Regions from separate parts of the Mus musculus genome. Here region 2 is linked to region 1. A link is a contact called in ENCODE Hi-C or POLR2A ChIA-PET data. All regions are on one chromosome and are shown on one strand. The core of a region is the stretch at or near the end of the contact, and the rest is flanking DNA. Distances in the headings are between cores, read along the strand shown.

The links. Hi-C counts contacts between places; a loop is a spot of excess contacts on that map. ChIA-PET counts read pairs that join two places held with the same protein, here RNA polymerase II (POLR2A).
Region 2: a loop to region 1 is called in a map of left cerebral cortex, with 7 times the contacts of the local background. The contact joins the promoter of Rnf145 here to the promoter of Ublcp1 in region 1. A Hi-C loop is called at or near these places in 21 of 37 maps with a recorded cell type or tissue (Patski, T-helper 17 cell, T-helper 2 cell and 7 more). POLR2A ChIA-PET finds 5 or more read pairs at or near these places in 2 of 5 experiments (Patski and embryonic stem cell).

Annotation. Positions count from the first base shown.
Region 1 is chr11:44,468,544-44,473,774 of GRCm38, forward strand. It overlaps Ublcp1 (ubiquitin-like domain containing CTD phosphatase 1), which reads right to left and starts at 2,005. Exons shown (of 11, transcript NM_024475.5): 1 at 1,885-2,005.
Region 2 is chr11:44,515,912-44,522,016 of GRCm38, forward strand. It overlaps Rnf145 (ring finger protein 145), which reads left to right and starts at 3,045. Exons shown (of 11, transcript NM_028862.4): 1 at 3,045-3,363.

The DNA.
Region 1 (5,231 bases), core at 755-3,254:
CACTTATAACCTCACTTCCTTCATAGGTCAGAGCACTGAGTTCCCGAATCTCAGAGCACTGGCGTTTTTTTGCAGCGCTTTCGCGTGGGTGATGAAGTATTTGATCATGTGATCGTAAGCATCACAACCAATTCTGAGAGAAGGTAAATTTTAATTAACAATCTGCAAAGACTTAATGTAGAAATCTATTACTGTGCTTCGAAAAGCGTACCAAATCCATATTCACATTGGCTTCCCTGTCCGTTTCCCTTTAGAGTCCCACTTAGACCTACTTACTCATATGTTAATGTTCTGCAGAAAACCTGCAAGCATGCTAACTTAGGGCAACGATGCCACGTTAGGCAGAATCTGCCCTAAGAAGTTTTATGACCTTGGCTAAAAAGGCATGTGGGTCAATTTGAAATCTGTAAGACACAGAAACAGGAATGATTGTTCGTAAGAGCTAGGAAGGCTTCTAGCTGTGCTGAGCTGAGCTGAGCTGAGCTGAGCTGAGCTGAGCTAACCGGTGCTTGGACGGGCAGGGTAGTCTGGAGACCATGAGAGTTTTTTGACCAGTGGTTCTCAACCAATACCACTGACTTAAATTTGATGAAGACTTCTTGGAAGTATCATCAGAATAAGGAAAGAGACCTAACAATGTCCACTTTAACCAGTCTTTTTCTACCACCTCTGAGGTGGTAGAGGCTGAGCATGCTACTCCTCTAGGCTCTTCTGTTACCGGCTTTAGAAAAACCTGCCAATGGCATGGGCCCCATGCACTTAACAACAGGCACTACTTCATAAAGAACTTGTGCTACAAATGGTAAAGACAAGTTGTCAAATGCCCCAAGACTCTGGGCATAGAAAAAAAAAAAAGGTTATACAAACCTTTCCAGCTTAAGTTCTTAAAACTTTTTTTAATTTTTGAATCTCATTTCATCACTACTGAGAATCATGCAGGACAAAAAAAGCATGGGCATTTTTATACTTTCTCATACAATGCTAATGGTTTATCACATTTGTCCCCCAAATTGGGGGGTGGGAGTGGGTGGTGATGGCGATCCAACTCAAAGAGGACATTTTTATGGGATATGTAATCAACGTATGTTTATACTGGAGTTCTGCCTAACATCCTGTGTTGGGTTTGCCTAGTCTCTTACCTCTCTAGCCCTCAGCCTTCCAAACCCAGAGATGAGTCAGTTCACATGTATGTGTTTTGATAAGCGCTAACACCTGACAGCATTTGATAAGCCGCGAGGAGCTAGGAGAACGGTAGCAGTGAGGGCTGAGCACGTTAACTATCGCTATCTTAATCTTCACAATCCTGGACTAACAAGCGACCTCACTGTACAGATTAGAAACCTGCAAAATAAGTCACAGCGACTCTCGCCCAACACCGCATCACGAAAAGCAGCCAACGGCGGCAATTTCAAAAGTGACAGTGTGAACTTTTCATCCAGCCCGGCAAGAGTGAGCGTGCGGTGCTGGGCCGCGGGCCCTGGCGCCGGCCCGCAGGAGCCGCGCGGGGTGCAGCCCGGACTGCCCCGGGAGTATCCCAAGACAGGCAGAGTCTCAGAAACAAGCTGCCTCGGACGCCTTCGACAACCCGCGTGAGGGGAGGACAAGACAGACCCTGCAGGAGCGGGGGACGAGGCCCGCGGACGCAGAACATTCTGGGACGTGGGAAGCCTTGGGGTCAGGTGAGAAGGCCGGATGCGAAGGCTGCGGCCACGACCCGCAGTGCGCCGGGACAGGGGCCTCTGGGGGCCAGGCGGGACAGCTGCAGTCCCAGCCCACCCGGACCGCAGCGAGACAAACCACGGGGCGCATGCAGTTCAGTGGCATCCCCCGGCCGCAGCGTCGCCTTCACAGGCAGGCGCGCCGGAGAACCCCGCGTCCTCTCACCTGGAGCGCGGCGGAACCAGCTACAGCGGACGAAAAAGCCGGCCGCAGCGGAACCTAAGGAGACCGGAAGCGAGGGGCGGGACCGGAACCGGCGGGCGGACCGGAAAGTGTGGTTGAGACCGGAAATGTGTTGTAGGGGAGGGGGAAATGCGGCTGCCGCTTGTTTGGTTTCTCCTCCGATGTGACGCCTGCGGAGCCCAGGCCGGCCGAGTGTTTTCCAGACTTTGACCTCTGTGAAAGAGACCCCTCCCGGTTCTTGGTGGCCGCCGCCGGCTGTTCTGCGCATGCTCCGGCCCGGTGGCGACTTTTTTTTTTTTTCCACCAGAGCTGAGCTTTGCGGAGCCCTGTGACTCCTGTGGCAGTGTCGCGTTCCGAATGAAGCCGACCTTTGAGGACTGAAGAGGAGACTTTTCTAGAGACGCAAGGAGCCAGGAATATAATTTGCCCACTCCAGGGGAAAGCCGGCCAAAGTGATCCAAACACTCATGGAACAAATATCCGTGTGACAACGGTGTTCCAGATCTGTGTGTCGGTCGGCTCCACCCACTCGTGCTTGCTTTGCCTCCTTAAATGCAAGGAAAGCTAGTTCTCTTTACAGAAGAATGCCATGCTTTCATAGAAATAAATGCTGCAGCGTTCGAAGTCACTCGGAGAGACCGGAGACTCCGTTTAAATTATAGTTATCCGAGTTTTTCTTCTTAAGCAGCCGCTCTCTTTAGTTCCTGTGAGCTAAAACAGGAAAGGGGCTTTTAAGGGCAGTTACAATTACTTCATTTCTGTGGGATTGACAGCTATGTGAGGAACTGCCTCACCCCCACCCCCCACCCCCTGTGCGTAATGATGAGCGGAGTTCGCAGAAATCAGAGCCAGCAGTTAATCATTTCATAGCAGTTTTCCAATTCATGGGGAAGGGGCAAGGAGTCAGAGTTGCTAGGAACTTATCTTTTCGGAATTTAGAATGGGTGCCTCACATAAAGTGGAGTTTTTCTTAGCTATCAAAGCAGTCTCCATTTGAACCCCTGGAGGCGGCTCTTGCCTGTAATCCCAGCTGAGGCAGTAGGATAGTGCATAAATTTGAAGCCAGCCTGGGCATAGGGAATTCTAGTTCCAGCCCTGGGATACAGACTGAAACTCTGACTCAGACAGAAGAAAGCCTCAACGGGACCTAACCCTTCTCATCCATTCAAGAAATTCCCAGTGTTACTTGTTATGCAAAAGAAAAAAGAAAAGAAAGACCTAAAAAGTAACTTGAAGAATGTTTACATCATCAGCCCCTAGATAAGTATATCTGATACTTTTTAAAACTTCAAATTCAATCTTAGAGACCCATAAGAGGCGTGGCCACCTCTTGACAGTTGTTCTCAGACTTCCTGTGCCTTGGTACAAACAGACCCACAGAAAAATTAATGTAATTGGAGGGAGGGGGAAAACATGGTTTCTCTATGTATAGCTCAGGCTTGCCTGGAACTCACAAAGATCCACCTGCCCAAGTGCTAGAATCAAAGGCATGCACCAGCATGTATGGCTAAATTAATGTCATTTTAAAATTATAAAAACACAAATCCAAAACGTTTTCTTAAACCAGTTTCTTCCAGAAGGGGAGAGTAAAAAGGTAATATTGGTTCCATGTGTGTCTTTCCTTTTAGTCGATAGAGCTGTACCTGCTTGGGTTTGTTTTGGTTTTTTCATTTCTTGGGCTTGTTAGAAATAAAGCAACTAAATTTTGTGTCTTAGCAATTTTTTAAAAGACTTGTTTTTCAATGAGTATGAGTATTTTGCCTTTGGAACTGGACTTAAAGATAGTTCCGGTTCTCATATGAGTGATAGGAACCAAACCCAGGTCCTCTGCAAGAGTCATGGCTCCAGTCCCAACTTGAGGGTTCTTTAGTTAAGAGGTTTGGGGTTTTCTGTTTTGTTTTGGTTTTTGGTTTTTTTCCTGTACTTAATGAGAATATCTACTCATTCAAAACAAATCCCTTGCTTTCTTCAAAAAAGAAAAGACTTTCTACAAAACCCACACGGAAGTTTAACAACACAGTCAAAACGACCATCAAAAAGCAAGAAACTAATCTCAAAATGAATATGCTTTTTCACCTGGATCATTCATCCACTTGCTGCTTGGCAAGGCCAGTTTCTATTTTCACCACCACAATCAGTACATTTGTTTATCATTAAGGTCAACTATGTTTTGGTTTGCTTTGTTTTCTGGAAGTGAGCATCAAACCCAGGACTTTGCATATGCTAAACCAGTGCTCTACCAAGTACATCTCTATAGCTTTGTGTCCCTGTGTTGCCCTCCTGGCCGGAAACTCTTCATTCTCTTGCCTTGGTCTCCCTATTTCCTGGTTTACAAGCATACACCAACATGCCAGGCTATCTCATTTCTATTTAGCTCAACCTTCATGAAATGAAAAATACAATTAAAAAACAATTGGAGGGCAAGTTAGGTGGCTCAGGGATACAGGAGGTTGCCCTCAACCCTAACCACTTCAATTCCATCCCCGTGGCCCACAAGGTGAAGAGAATCAAACCTTGCAAATCCTCTGACCTCCACTCCTGTGTGGGGAAGTGTGTATGTTCTCACACATCACAAAATAAATAACATTTAAATTTTTAAAAAGAAAACATGGGATGGAAAAGTATTATTATTCCTTTATTTTAATAAAGAAACTGAACTCTTAGTGACCAGGAATAACTGCAGAATTGACCTAGAAAAGGCCTCACAGCAGCTCACCACAGCCAATAAGAGAAACTCTCTGTCATTGCTCCCTGGAGCCTCTCGTAATGCACGCAGAGTAAATAATAGTCTTGGCCTCTCCTAGTGTCTTTGCAGGAACCAAAGATCTGTAAACAGCCTAGTAGATGGTTGGTTAACAGGTCTAAAAGACTTAAAAGAAATAGCCAGTTTAACAAAATTAGGTGCTAAATTTCAGATATCACTATGGCCATGATTATTTTGGAAGAGTCTATTTATAGACTGTATTACCTAAACCAATATCATTGCTATTCTGGTTGAGCTCAGCCTTTATTTTCTTTTCCCTTTCAATCCAATCCTCTTTCCCTAGTGATGCTTTCTCTTCCCACATAAGGCTCTGTAAAAGACATGCACTACATATATATTATCATATATATACATATATATGCATATATATACATACGTATGTGTATATGTATATATTGTGTTATTTAGCTCAACTCTAGAATTGTATTTCCTCTTTCTCTCTCCAGATACTTACCTCCTTGCCTCTCTTGCCTGCAATCACCATGCTAAAAATGGCTAGAATTTTCCCCACAGGACAGATTCTACAGGCTCTTAACTAAGCCTGGCAAATTACATCTCCTCTCTA
Region 2 (6,105 bases), core at 1,795-4,294, 48 kb after region 1:
AACAAGCCTCATGCCCGCTGAGCTATCTTCCTAGGCTTTTAAAATTCTCAGTGTTGATTGTATAATAATTTTAACTGGATAGAAAAGATGTCTAAATACTCAGAGAAAAATAGTATAAGAATAAATGAACACATGATGCTTCTCCTTCAATTCTCAAGTTGGCTATCCAGGGTCTTTGGAAGTTGCCTTAATCGTGTGAAAGCTGCGCTAGGCTATCTCAAGTCTGGATTGCAAAAGCAGTGCCTCCTGAACTGGCCATCGGTTACCTGCAGATCTACCACAGATGCCCATTTCCATTTAGTAGCAAGCGTTGGCTCTATAAGAAACCTGGGAGCTAGTCTTTTAGAAGGGCTAGAACTGCAACAAAGATTCAAGGTTTAAAACACTGCCCTGACTTTCTCCTGGCAATTGGATGCGTTCGTATCTTTAGAACTTTGCATGCTGTTGTTCCCGGTTCCCTTAGTTCCCAGGCCAGTTTCTTTTATGAACAAGTTGTGGCAACTGGGCATTTTCTTAAGTTTGTTCCCATAAATTCAGTTCCTGGTTTTTCCTGCTTTGGATGGCTGAGTGACTCTTTCCAGGAAGTACTTACATTGTGACCCTTCTCTTCTATTCTGGTGACCCTTTCTTCAATCCCAGCTGGGTTTTTTTTTTTTTTTTTTTGTCTCTGGGATTTTCTTTTTAGTTTTATTTACATAGTAGCTCCTGGAGCCTTACCCAAACTGGATTAGCAGCAAGGTTCCTGCAGTAACCCTTTCATTACCAGAGCAATTTTCTTCACACATTGTTTTGAACTTCAGCATTTACAAGCCACTCCTGTGAAACTCAAAGGTAAAAGGACACATGATTTGTTCTTGCTTTGACATGTCCAGTGTACTTATGGTGGAGTGCTTAAGCTTTGAAGCCATTTTCTTTCTCCTTTAAAAAGACATAGAATGGCAAAGGGCAGAGGTGACCCCCCCCCCTTCCACTAAGGCAAAGCATGAATCTAATGAAACTTTTAAATATTGTCAAAACTCTGAAATTTACCTGAGGACAAAGGCAACCAATTCAAGTTTAGTGTTATATGCATTTTGAATTCTTTATTCTGTGTTTCTGGCCACATATTTTCCTGCCTTAGCCAGCAGTGAAACTTTGAGAGTAAAAGCCAAGGAAAGCTGTTGCTAGCATAGGCAGCTTCCTATTGCAACCATCAGCCAGTGAGGATTTTTACCTAGGAGGCTACATACAGAAGAGACTCATGAAACCACTGCTCTGTGATGTGACAGGTTTAATGGTTATTCCAAGGTGGCCTAAGGGATCCAAACAAAAGTGGCTATAACGAGTTATGAACAGAACCCCCAGAAACATTTAAACCCTGCTATGAAGCTAGTAGGTGACAGTTACCGATAATCATCAATTTGACAAAATTAGTCACATGGGACCATGGCTCCTGAGGACATTCTCTTGATTAGTGTGATGCCATTCCTTGGATAGGGCATCCTGCACTGCTTACGAGTGAGGAACATGAGGCAGTGAGCAGTGACATGCATGCATTCACATCACTCTCTGCTTCTAGACTCTGGGTGAAGTGACCAGCTGTTTCAAGTTCCTGATGCCTTAACCTGCCCCACGAGGGACTGTGCGTTAAACAGTGAGCTGAAACACACCCATTCTCCATAAATTCTGTCCAAGTTTTATCACAGTCACAGAAAATGGGAGGGAGATATGCTACTGTGAACTTTAGTGATGGCTTTGGCTACATATTACTTATTTTACATCTATGAATGTTTTGTCTGCAGATATGTCTGAGCACCACATGTTTGTAGTGTCCATGGAGGCCAGAAGAGGGCGTCAGATCCTCTGGGACTCGAGTTACCAGCTACACCTGGGTGCTGAGAATTGAACCTGGGGGTGGGGTGTTCTCTAGAAGAACAAAAAGGGCTCTTAAGAGCTAAGCCATCTCTCCTGCTCTGATGACCTTGTATATGTAGAGGTTGTGTTTACAGTTTTATAGCAGGGGAGACCCAGAGGTTCAGAATCGTGGGTGTATGTGTCTCATAAGCAGTGGACAAGGACACATAAACATCAAAGAATACTCATTTTGTCTTGTACAGATTGTAAGGTGGAGGCTCTTGGCAAGTTTCCGAATGAGCCAGAATGGTTGCAATGCCTTACAAATCACTTGGTGTTCATCTTCTGTTACCTAGGCACTGCCTAATGAAAGGCCACACTAGTTTCTAGTGGCAACTGATTCTCAAGGGACTAAACTAAAAGCAAGGAACAACAGAGCAAATGGCAGAAGGTAATAGCGAGGCAATGGTAATACAGATGAACGTAGTAATAGATCCCTGCAAAGATCAGCTTAAGTCCTCAGCAAGCTTATATACTATATAGACACAGATCCTGCTCTAAAAGCTTCTACATTTATAATACGGCAAGAATGTGCCATAGTATTAGGAGACTAGAGCAGAACAAAAGGGTTTCAGGGAAAGGGTGTGTGCACACTAATGTGGTTTGAACCTTGAACCAAAAGAAATGGCAAACCTATTTACACCTTTTATTTTCATACAGTAGTTAATCATTTGCACCAAACGAAGGAGCCGGAATACAGTCCCAGGGAGCAATTCCAAACCATTCACTCATCCAGCATTTTACTCTTCGTCGTCCCTGATGCCTTAGAGACGAGTCTTAGTCTAGTCAAGGAGAGAGTTAAAAATTGCTCTGGGTTTGCACGCGGCAGGGACCAGCCTTTCACATTGTCCCACGTGGTCCCAGCAGGTGAGTGTAGGTGTGGGCGCGTGCGGCTCGTGGTGTCTGCGGAGTGAGCGCGAACACGTGTCAGAATGGCTGGGGTCACAGTGCATGTCCCGGTGTCGCCTCACCCTTCCTTGGAATAGTCTGCCGGACCAGCACCAAAGAGAAGCCGGCGTTTCGGGCCCACTCAACGGAGGCGGTGCGGGAAGATCCCGCCGTGCGCGATTGTGAGTGAGCGTGGGCGCACGGGGGCCGGGCGATGGCGAGCTCGCGCGCAGGCGCAGAGCGCGCGAGCCGGCGGTCGCCGCAGAGCGCGGGGGGCGGAGCCGGAGCGCGGGGACCAGGCCATGGCGGCCGCCGGGCGCTGGTGCCGGCGCTCGGCCCGGGAGCGCCTTTGTCGCCGCGGAGGATGGTGACCTCACGGTTCGGGCCGCTTCCGCTGCCTCCGCCTCCCGAGACGCCGCAGCCGAGGCCGGACGCGGGAGAGCCGCCGCTGTGAGCCGCGCAAACCGGGCCCCCCGCCGTCGGAACCGAAGATCTCACCGGAGGGGCGGGAATCGGAGCCGGGCAGCAGCGGACACCGCCATCCCCAGTGCCGCCCCGCAGGCAGGGAGGCTGCGGCTCCAGGTGACTGCGGTCAGCCGGGAGCATCCCGCAGGCCTGCTGCCCACTGCGCCTCCCCTCCCCTCCCCCACCCTCGCTCCTCCCCGCCGCGCCCCCTCCTTCTCCGGCTCTTGGCCCCGGCCTGGTCCCCCTCCGCACCGCGCCCTCCCGCCCACCCCTGAGCAGCGATCAGTCTCCTGCGACCTCCTCGCAGAGCCTCATACTCGTTCCCGGGGCCTCGGCTGCCTCCTCACCACCTTCCATCCTTCTTTCCTCCCGCGCCTGGAGAGGGAGAGAACCCTCACATTCCTGAGATGCCCTCATTGGGGCTCACCCCTCTCTGCTCTCCTGTACCCCGGTTGCAAGGCCTTTCCCGGTCTCTCTGGCAGAGGTGTCCAGTCCGGGCTCCTTTGCTCAGGTTTGCATTTCTAACTTTTCGTCTTTTGCGTTTCTGTTCACTCTTTTTGCTTTCAAGCTTCTTCCCTCTTCCCTGGCGTCTCCTCACCTCGCAGCCCCTTAACTCAGCCTAACCATGTGCAGGCGGTGCAGGTTGCGGGTTTCAGAAAGACCTGCCAAGCCCAAAGAATAGGGGGACCCCTGGCTTAGTGTGCAGTGCGCCTCTCTTCAGTCACGAGCAGCTCATCTCTCTCTTACTGTGTTCCTTTTCCCGCTCGCCATCCCTGGGTTCGCCCTCTCCAGTTCTGCTTTCCCACCCTAGGACCTTTGTGGAATGAACCCCCTATTCTATCTAAGGGTTAGGAACTTGACTCATATAAGCGCGCCTTATGAGGCGCGGTAGAGCCAGCACCCTTGGCGAGGCAGGGAGCACCCGGGCTTCTCTTCCTGGCAGAGTTTCTGCTCCACGTAATCCCCTAGCCTTGGGGCTGCTGCGTCCGTGCCGCGCTGCTGTGCTGTGCTCGCTGCCTGCTTGCGGCGAGCTGGCTTGGGGTTACTACAGTTCAAATGTATCTGAGCAAAGCAGGCGGGGTTGGGGGAGGTGCGGGGAGAGAGTGAGATGGGGCGGGGGAAGGGGCCTTTGCAGTGGGAAGGCATCAAAGATTAATGGATGGCTTTGCATCTCTGTCTGCAGTAAACAGGAAACTAGTCTGAAAGGAAGGGGTGTGTGTGTGTGTCTGTCTTTATTTTATAAAATACCGAGTGTGCAGTTTTGTGAATCTTGAACCAGACCCAAAAGGATGAGCTGCCGGTGCTGCAGTCGTGACCTAGGCTGAGCGTCCAATGGCAGAGGTAGCGTTGTTTTCCTTCTCTGTGTCGGGCCCTTAGGTTGGACGATGGCTCTTTCACTGGAGGGTGGACTCTTATCTGTGGATGTGGTTTCGGAGATGATGAGGAATCACAGGATTGCTAGTAGTTTCTGTGGAAACCAAGTCCCTACAAAGTTAGCTAGCAACACAGTGGGAGTGGGGAGGATTAGCTATATTTAAAACGTGTGCCAGCGCTTATGTAAGGAAGTTCTCTTTCCTGGTCTCCTTTCTGGGCGGAGTTACTTTCGGATTTTAGGGTCCAGCTTCGCCCTCTCGTTTTTGTTTTTGTTTTTTTGTTTTTTGTTTTGTTTGTTTATTTTTTTTAAGGTCTCAGCATCCCAATGGATAGACAGCCTCCTTGTCCCCCATTTGCTTAGATTCAGTTTTAGTTGATTTAGAATTTGTTTGAATTGCTGGGAGCAGAGAAGGAAGGTTGATGGTGATGGTTTTGTTTGTAACTTTCAGCCCTAAATTATCTGTTATCAATTTAAGTCATCTTATTTTTGCTTTGTCTTTTTTAAAAAGGTAGTTAAGGAGTTGTGGGATTCCTTTTTTTTTTAATACCACATTTTTTTTTTTTTAAAGATAGTTTTCCAACGGAGCCCAGCAGTTACATTTTTCTTACTGTTGAAGTTTCTTTGTCTGATTTCTCCCTATTCAAAACTAAACTTTGGTAGTTTTAGGACAATGCAGAGTGAGGATCTGTGTTTCCTAACCCTCAAGCCCTATAATAAACTGCACATTATACAAGACGTTGTTTCCATGTCTTGGAAAGGCATTTATTGAAACAGCCAGGGTTTGGGGTTTTGGTGAGCATTTATTGAGTCTTTCCGTTTCTGGGAAGAAACATTTTCTGTTTCTGGAAAGAAAGTTTACTGTTTCTGGGACAAAACTTTTCATTTACTTAGCTGCTGGGCTGTCTAACATGGGTTTGAGTCACCTTTAGTTTACGTGGCTTGCAGAGACATGATGGAGAATTCATTTCCAGTTTGTTTCAATAACCCAAGGAAATTTTGGGATCTTACAGGAAGATAAGATAGTGCAGAAAGCTTACATATTTGCATTTGGCGGTTTTGGACCTTTTGTTTTTGCTATTCCTGTGTCTAGGGTTGCTGGGTATCATGGTTTTAAGGGAATTCTGAGCTCCAGCTTAATAATTGTTCATCAGCAGTGTTTGACCCTGGATCCAAAATAACATATAAGGTTTGAGCCAATTATTAAGGATCTATGATATCAGTTATTTACTTTTAGCGTCTCTGTGTGGGCAGATGTGCAGTGTTTTGTTGCTGGTGTGGAGGTCAGAGGACAGCTAGAAAGTTCTCCCTTTCAGCCATGCGGGTCTCACACCTGACCTCCAGCATCTAAGCCATCTTGCTGGCCTGGACAGCTGTTTTTTTGCTTCATGTTCTTACAGCCTAGTACTATGGAAGATATAAGTAATCGCAAGCTTCTATAATCATGGCAAATACCTCTGAATTTTGTCTGGATGTTGGTTTAGTGC